Regions from separate parts of the Mus musculus genome. Here region 1 is linked to region 2. Evidence: chromatin contacts called from ENCODE Hi-C or POLR2A ChIA-PET data. All regions are on one chromosome and are shown on one strand. The core of a region is the stretch at or near the end of the contact, and the rest is flanking DNA. Distances in the headings are between cores, read along the strand shown. Region 1 holds the start of Fndc7 (fibronectin type III domain containing 7). Region 2 holds the start of Stxbp3 (syntaxin binding protein 3).

Region 1 (4,114 bases), core at 1,612-4,111, 50 kb after region 2:
CCCCCCAACGGTAACATTATTCTCGTTGCTACTCCATAACTGTAATTTTGCTACTGTTTTGACTCATGATGTAAATATCTGTGTTTTATGATGGTCTCGGGTAACCCTTGTGAAAGACTGAAAACTGTTGCTCTAAGAGACAAGAAGCAGAATTGCAGTGCTCATAGGAGAATGGTGTGGGCAGAAGCTCTAACTGGGAGAGAGGTTGACTATGTCAGATCCTGGTGAGCGGATGAAAGGATCAAGCGGGCTCATTTGCATACATAGGGATCTGGCTCCGTTGGTAGAGTGCTTGCCTAGCTTGTACAAAGGCTGGCGTTTTTTAAAAAAATCACTTTTAAACCAAGCAGCTTCTCAGGTGACTGAGCCAGGATCCCTTGAGCCTGGCAATTCAAAGCCAGGCTGGGCAACATAGGGACTCATCTCAAACAACATAAGTGAAACTCATAAAGATCAGTAGGAATGCGGTTAAACTGTCTTTCTCCTGGCTTTCTGGACAATCCCAAAGGACTCTTAGGAAGAGTATAATGAGTTAGAGAGGTGGCTTGACAGTTAAGAGCCTTTGGCTGTTTTGTCAGAGGATCCAGGTTCAGTACCCAGCACTCACATGGTGGCTCACAGCCATCTGTAACTTCAGTCCCAGGTGATCCAATGCGGCACCTCGAACACACACAGCACACAGACATACATGCAAACAACACACTCATACACGTAAGATAAGCACATTTTAAAAATTTAAAAGAATATTATAATGAGTAAGAATAAATGAAGAAATGATTTTTCAAACCCAACAATATAGGTGTGTGTTGTGGTCCACACCAATTCTTAGAAGACAGAGGCAAGCAAATCTCTGAGCTTGAAGTCAGCCTAGTCTACAGAGTAAGTTCCAGGGTGGCCAAGGCTACACAGAAACACCCTATCTGGAAAACAAAACAAAACAAAACAAAACAAAACAGGACAAAATCCCAAAACTAAAAAGCAAAGCCAACTATGTATGGATTTTATGAAAAATTAAAATGCAACCACATATTTAATTTAAATGTTTATAACTCTAATTTCTTTTTTATGGTGTTGGCAAAAATAATAAAAGTTATTCCAAATATAATAATAAAAGTGGGTTGAATCACTATGAGAGTTTATCTCGAAGACAGTTGATTTTGCAGATAATCTAAAACCTATTCAACATAAATTCCTGTCTTGGAGACTTAGATTTCCAGATGTATGAGGTAGGAAAAGTTTCTAGAAAAATTATTGTGGCCTCCAGTCCAATTATTCAAGAAAAAAAAAAGAGGTGTTTGAAATTTCTTTAAAATAAGGAAATGTCTTTTCAATTCTGAATCCTTATATTACTGTGTAGATCTCAGTACATACATTTTTTGATTTTGGGGGGCAGATTTTCCTGCAGCCCAGGTTTGCCCCCGAATCTCTATGCATCCATCTTGAACATCTGACCCTCTTGCATCCAAGTGCTGGGATTACAGGTGTGCACCCCCACACCTGGAACAAAGGTTCTGTTCTTGGTAGAGGACCTTCTTGAAAGTGTAATTAAATAAGACATTTCTAGTTTTTTTTTTCTTATTAGAAAACATTAGGTCCCAAAAGATGAGTAGGAAAGTTGGATAAGCAAGATTCTCGAAGTGAGATTTTATTTGTTTGGCTGGAATGATGGTCGTGTGTTAGTTTGTCCACAGCTATCTGGCTGAAACCGTGGCACTGTATAATAATGCTCGTGATACCTCCTAAGGACTTGCATTTAAAATATGACCCAGTTGGTTTGTTCTACCAAGTATGGTCTCCCCGGCACCGTTTACAGCATCCAGCATGCGCGCTCAGAGACTATTCATACCTGTCCTCTAAGATGGTCTATATACCAGACAGCCCATGAGTCAACGGCACAAGAAGGGAATCAAAAAGAAGAAAAAAAAATGCATCTCATCAATTATTACCTGTTTTAGATGAAATAACCTGTAAAGGAAAATATAGATAGATAAGAATAAGGAAAACCAGCATTTGGGGAAATGAAACAAACTCATCAACCAGAACACGGTATTCACAACCTTCCTGTGCACCGTGCGAGCCATTTCCCCATGCACATCCGTGCTTTTCTGTCCTACTCATTTCCCAAATGAGTCTCAAATCTATCATAAAGCAGTGCTGGAAAGAACTTAGAGGTGGGGGCAGATCACGTTACTACTCCATCCCCCCCTCGCGCCCCCCCCCCCCCTGCCACCGAATCTCTGTATTGAACTAAGTCAGAGGCTGTTGACAGAGCCCCTGCCCCCAGGAGTCTTTGGTCTTCAAACACAATGATAATTTTGTCTCCTTTCTGTAGACTATCACTTACATTTCAAACACACAAATGTGCCACCTTAGTATGATTTAAGGGAATTTCTAGGTATAGCTCCCTGCTCCTCAGCCCTTCATAAAGAAAACAAGGTAACATATGGGTATGTTTTCTCCCCAAAATAGTTGCGGGTAATTGAAAAGATAGACTCACCATTTTCAGACAGAGGAGAGTGAATCTAATCAAAGAAAAACACTTCTCAGGTCTTCCAGCCATCTTGTTAGCCGCAGCCTTCGTACAGCACAAAAACACAGCGGTGAACTGAGTCCTTTTTGGCTCCCAGAAGCTCAGCACTGAAAGCTGTAGAGTGAAGTGGCCGCAAAGCTGGAAACAAACTCTGGAAGTTGCCTCTCCTTTGGAGAGCACCAGCGCTCACCTGTAACTAGGGGCACTGGGGACTGGCAGGGACAGGTACTGCAAAGACTGAAAAGAAAAAAAAAAAAAAAGAATCTAGGAGAGTCATGCCAAGCAGGCCAGAGAAGCTCCTGTGACCTTGGTTTCAAGGAAGTATGTACAATGCTCTCCCTTTTAATAAATTCTACTCCAGGTATAGTCATGTAGCACTTTAATCCCAGCACTTGGGAGGCACAGGTAGGCAGGTCTCTTACTTCAAGGCTGACCTGGTCAACATTGTGAGTTCCAGAACAGTCAGAACCCTGCCTCAACCAAAGAAACAAACAAGAAAATAAAACAAAAACAAAAAACAAAGTTTACAAAACCAAAGAGAAAATTATTGATATGGTAGAGTGGTTTTAAACTCAGGAATTCCCGTGAGTCTTATTTTTTGTTTTGCATCTTTAGTTGATTGCATATTAGTTAGACTTTGTGTGTATTAGCTGGTCTTTTGCCATTGTAGCCAAAAGACCTGGCAGAAATAATTCAAGAGAGAGAGGTTAATTTTGGCTCATGGTCTTAGAGGAAGTCATTTTAGCTCTATTTGTTCCCTGAAGAACATTGTGTTATCCTCAATGACTTGGTGAATTTGAGGCCAGCCTGAACTATATGAGACACTGTACTAACAAACAAACAAACAAACAAACAAAAAGGACTTGGGGTTGGAGAGATGGTTCAGTAGTTAAGAGTGCTGGCTGCTCTTGCAAAGGACCCAGGTTCAATTCCCAGCAGCACATGGCACTCAAAACCATCCATAACTCCAGTTTCAGGGTATTTTATGCCCTCTTTTGACCTCTGTAGGCACCAGGCACACACATTTTGTACAGATGCACATGCAGGCAAAACACCCATGTATATAATATAAAATAAAAATAAAAACCCAAAGACTTAAAAATGCATAAATAAAGGAACTCAAGGTAGATATAGGAGCATACTTTTAAATCTTAGCTACTCAGAAGACAGAAAGGTCCGTTGAGACCATGAGTTTAAGACCAGCCTGGGAAACATAGTAGGACTGATGAAGTTCCCCTCAAATTATTAGTCAACTAATAATAATAGAATCAAAACCGAAAAAAAAATCAGAAAGGAGGAAATGTGCAGATGCCCCACCACCTCCAGTAGGATCTGTGTGACAAGTTCCACAGACTGAGGCGATTGACCTCAAAAGGCGGAGGCCTCCTGGAACCGGTTGTGGAACTCTGCCGGAGAAAAATTATTGAGCCGTAGTCCTCATGGCAATCTATCTGTTTTGTTCTCTCTTATTCCTTTTCTTTCTTCTTCTTCTTCTTCTTTTTTTTTTTTTTTTTTTTTCTTTTTTGGTTTTCTCGAGACCTCTGTATTGCCCTGGCTGTCCTGGAACTCACTTTGTAGACCAGG
Region 2 (4,440 bases), core at 1,162-3,661:
TAAAAATGTCAAACTACAGAACTCTCTCACTCAAAAGTATATACTCTAAAGGTTTCCAGTATGTATGTTCTGTCACGCATCCATTACTACATCACCACAACTGTTTTGAGAACATTAACACTACTTTAAAAAGAAGCCTCATTCCCTGGGGCTGGGGGTGTTCACAGCTCAGCTGGCAGACTGTTCACCTAGCATGCAAAAGGCTCTGAGTACAACTGTATAAAACCAGATATGGTGGGATTTACCCAGGATTGTATCACTCAGGAGGTGAAGACAGAGAAATCGGAAGTTTAAGGTCATCCTTGGCTACAAAGTTGAGTGTGAGGCCACCTAAGGTACACAAGACCCTGTTTCAAACACGTAACAAAGCTCTGTGTGGTGGCACATTCCAGGACTCAGGAGGCAGAGGCAGGTGCTCTATGAGTTCAAGGCCAGCCCAGACTACATAGCTTAAAGACAACCCAGGATACACAGCAAGAAGGTGTCTCAAAAAACCCAAAAACCAAAGCAAAACAACAGTAACAAAAACCAAAAGAGAAACCCCATCCCTTTAATCCCATCTCTCCAGGCTGGGACACAGGAAGGAGTTCCTGTTTCTCTAGATTTGCTTGTCCTGGATGTTTTTCTCATGAATGGTGTCATACTATGCCCTTTGTGACTGGCTTTTTCTTTAGCGTGTTTCCAAGATGCAGTAGCATAAAATATATCAGCATTGTACTTACGTTTACTGAAAAAAAAAAAAAAGACATGTATTCCTTTGTATGTGCACTGTTACGCCATGCGTCAGTCTGTGGAAAGGTGACCTATTCTTATTTTTTCAGCTAAGCCATTTCTTCAGCCCCTTAATGTGTATATGTTTTGGGCTATTCTTGTCTTTTGGTTGTGTGTTTCGAGTTACAGGCGGTCCTAAGACTATTTTACAGCCTTACATCTTTTTCCTTTCATCCAGCCTGCCTATCTATATTCTACTCTCCATGTGGTGAGCCTGGTGTTACCCTAAGTTAACAAGAACAGGGAAAGCCTGTTATCTTCATGCTATTGATACTGGCGTTACTAGCATAACGGTATCTTTTTCTCATAAGCCCTGATATAAGGTGCCATTATAACTCAGAAGTAATTTCTTCAGCACAATTTGTCACCCACTTTCGTATGAGAGTCAATATAGACAATCTGCCTAAGTCAGTGCTTTCCTTACATCACGTGGGTCCCTGGGGATGCAATTCGTGTCCTTGGGCTTGACAGCAAGCACCTTTACCCACTCAGCCACCTTGCAGGCCCCCAGAAAGGATAAATTTGAAAATAATAAATATGAAAGGATAATTTTGTATTTCACAAAGTCTACTTATCTATTTAGTACCTTCTATATGGTAAACACCATGCCTGTACTGTTTTGGATTTTAATTTTATACAAGGAATTCTTGAAGGCAGAATTCTGTTGGCTAATTCCTATTCTGTTCCTTGTTCCCCAAGTCGGAGTAAGAAACACTAATAAGACGTTATTCCTTTTCTACTACTAGACTATAATTACTTAGAACCCAGAGATGCCAAACAAGGAAGGTCCTTCCGGTTTGCTGCTTTCATTGCTCTTCTAACCTGGCAGACCTAGGTTTGGTGTCATTTTAATAAAAGTCATTAAAGTTGGTCGAACCAACAAGAAGACCAATTGTAACACAAGGAGCAGACTATGCAGGGACCGGATACTAGATAAAACTTTAACAGTCCGCTGTTGCTTTCTCAAGAACTCTTTTTTTTTTTTTTTAAAGCAAGTCATATTCTCTTGGAACAGTGGCAGAAGGCGCTCTTGAAAAGCTACGCCTGCACTTTTTAAAGGACAAGACACTGAAAAGGATGGTAGTAAAAACCCTCGGTGCTAACATGAATATGGGACACCAAGCGGCTTCTGAAAACACGGGGACGAGGGCGGGACAGAGTAGTAACACAGAGCTCAGACTGTGTCGGATGGAGAGACGTCCGTGCCTGGTGTGGCGAGGGGGGTGCAATGGGAAGAGCTGTCCCGGGACAGCACAGGGACTTGGGAGGGAAAGTCGGCCCGAGTCAGGTCGCCCAAGGGTGGGGCTTTGCGGAAGAACCTCACCGGGGTGAGAGTTGGCCAAAGCCGCGGAGAAGGCCGCGTCTGGCCACCCCGCCCATCCCTGGTGCTGGCACGAAACCCGACTCTGGGCAAGCCGGAAGGAGTCAAGCCAGGGACTTGGTCCCAAAGCAACAAGTGCCCATGCAGCTCCCAGAGAGGCTGCAGAGCTGCAGCGGGAAAGAAGACCCCCGTACAGCCGACCCTTCCCGGCCTCATCCCTGACCCCTCCGCACTCACTCCGCCACACGACGCTCTTCAGTCCCCGCTCCGATACCGGCGGCGCCATCTTCCCCCAGCCGTGGAGCTACAGCCACCGCCTCCCACTCGCAACCTACTTTGGCCCTGAAAGCTGCGCTCGGGGGCGGGCCCTTCCCCTCGCGGTGGGGAGGCTCCGCCCCCTCCGCGGGCCGCGCCCTCAGGTGACGTCACGCGCATCAACTAGGGCGTGTCCCGCCTGTGCCTGGACTGCGGCTGCGTAGTGTGGTCAGACTTCTGTGCACTGTCTGGCGCCCCCTAGCGGAAGCCTACTATAACCCATATCTCAGTGTCCAATTTGGCATCAGAAAGCAAATATGTGAACTAACACAATTTATACAATTATGAATTTATACATACCGGGTCTTTTTTATTTTACATTTATCTGTGTGTATGTATGCATGTGTGCATACCAAGGCTCGCAGGTGAAGGTCAGAAGACCTCATCTTCCACAGTGTGGGTCTTGGGATGGAACCTAAGTTGTCAAGACACATCCTGCCATCCCCAATACGGAGACTTTATGCTTTACAAAATAATGTTTCATTCAGCAAAGCAATTCAAACTATACTGTTCAGAAGCCTGTTCAACCGCCATATGGGAAGTCTATCCCTCTCAACTTCATTTTAATAATTTTTGAAGATCATTGATTATTTAAGCTGTAAGGTAACCACCAGTGTTCCCAGAACTGTGATAGAGTTTCAGAAAAGTCTAAGAAATGAGAGACCCTCTTATTCCTATGAAGAATTTTACATTTTAAGTTATAGAGCACGATTCCTAGAATTGTTAATTCCACAAGGCAGGAGTAAGACCACTACCATAATTTTAGAGCTAAAATTGAAGCAAGCTTTATTATATCCAGGAGCACCAGAGACCTGGCCAATTAGGGGTTAGAGAGAGAAGTGCTGAGAGTCCCTTTTAAGGAGCAAAATAACAAGTAGTTGCAAAACAGTGTTACAGAAGCAAGACAACAGGGCAGTTGGGAAGTATAGGAAAATTTCAAAAGGACAAAAACCAAGTACTTAGTGATAAGGGAGGGTCAAAGTGTTCTCAAAAACAAGTCATGGTCACAGGGTGGTGCAGGGCAGGTTCCAAGAAACAGAAACTTAAAAACAGAAACTCAACTCTTACAATAAACGAAACTTTGTGTTTAACAATACAACAAAATGTCTCCTACCTTAAAAATGGAGTCAGGCAGGTTTCTCATTCTCCCCTTGACCTTTGTGTCCTTCTCAAATCCTTGATAGGGGACTGTCTTTAATAATGTTGTCAAGTGGCAATGATTCTAGCCTTGTTTGGTGGATGCAGGGCCCAATTATGGTAGCCAGTAGAAACATTAGCAGGCCAAAGAAGGGGAGAGCCATCTTAGCCATGTTGTCGGTCAACATTTGTTTGAAAGATTTTGTTTATTTATTTCTCCATCAATACTTGTCAATAGTATGAGAAGAATCAGAGATACTAAAACAGCACATTTCGGTAAATTGCTGACAACCAAGATTACATTTAAGTAACAGGTAAGAGGGATCTTTTCTGACACAGAGTTTCCTTGTTGACTATCTATCTGGTGGTAGATGGAGCCAGAGGTTATACCCCAAACTATTAGTTACACACAGGGTTCCTTTGGGTATGCTAAGTTCAATCGAGGTGATTGATGAGTCTTCCTTTCTGCTTCTTATTTTAGCACACCTGTGATTTCCACTATTAGACCCCTTTAGAGAATATTTGATTATGCTAAAGTCTGTATTATTACTTTGGGATTGGTCAGTTAGAATAGGTCATCTCTAGAATCCTCCATCCATGGTGGATAAAAGCAATCGTTTTCATAACAAGACAGTATCAGGGTGTTCCCTATAATAGGATTGCCTTTATTTCCCCCTTCAAGATGCGTTTAGATTCTGTTTGCAAAGCTTGAAAATAAGACGGCAAAACCGTTAGCCATAGGACAATCATGGTATAGATTCCAACAGCAAGATCACAACATTTAAAGTTATGTTAGATGGTCAAACCTTAGAAAGTTTGATTTCTTTTTAAAGATTTACTTATTTCATTTATATGAGTACTCTATAGCTGTCTTCAGACACACTAGAAGAGGACAT

Evidence for each region. Hi-C counts contacts between places; a loop is a spot of excess contacts on that map. ChIA-PET counts read pairs that join two places held with the same protein, here RNA polymerase II (POLR2A).
Region 1: a map of regulatory T cell shows a loop between it and region 2 (1.9-fold over the local background). The contact joins the promoter of Fndc7 here to the promoter of Stxbp3 in region 2. A Hi-C loop is called at or near these places in 5 of 37 maps with a recorded cell type or tissue (T-helper 1 cell, left cerebral cortex, regulatory T cell and 1 more). POLR2A ChIA-PET finds 5 or more read pairs at or near these places in 3 of 5 experiments (Patski and embryonic stem cell).

Annotation. Positions count from the first base shown.
Region 1 is chr3:108,887,147-108,891,260 of GRCm38, forward strand. It overlaps Fndc7 (fibronectin type III domain containing 7), which reads right to left and starts at 2,862. Exons shown (of 13, transcript NM_177091.5): 1 at 2,498-2,862; 2 at 1,947-1,965. The coding sequence starts at 2,560.
Region 2 is chr3:108,838,091-108,842,530 of GRCm38, forward strand. It overlaps Stxbp3 (syntaxin binding protein 3), which reads right to left and starts at 2,412. Exons shown (of 19, transcript NM_011504.1): 1 at 2,330-2,412. The coding sequence starts at 2,378.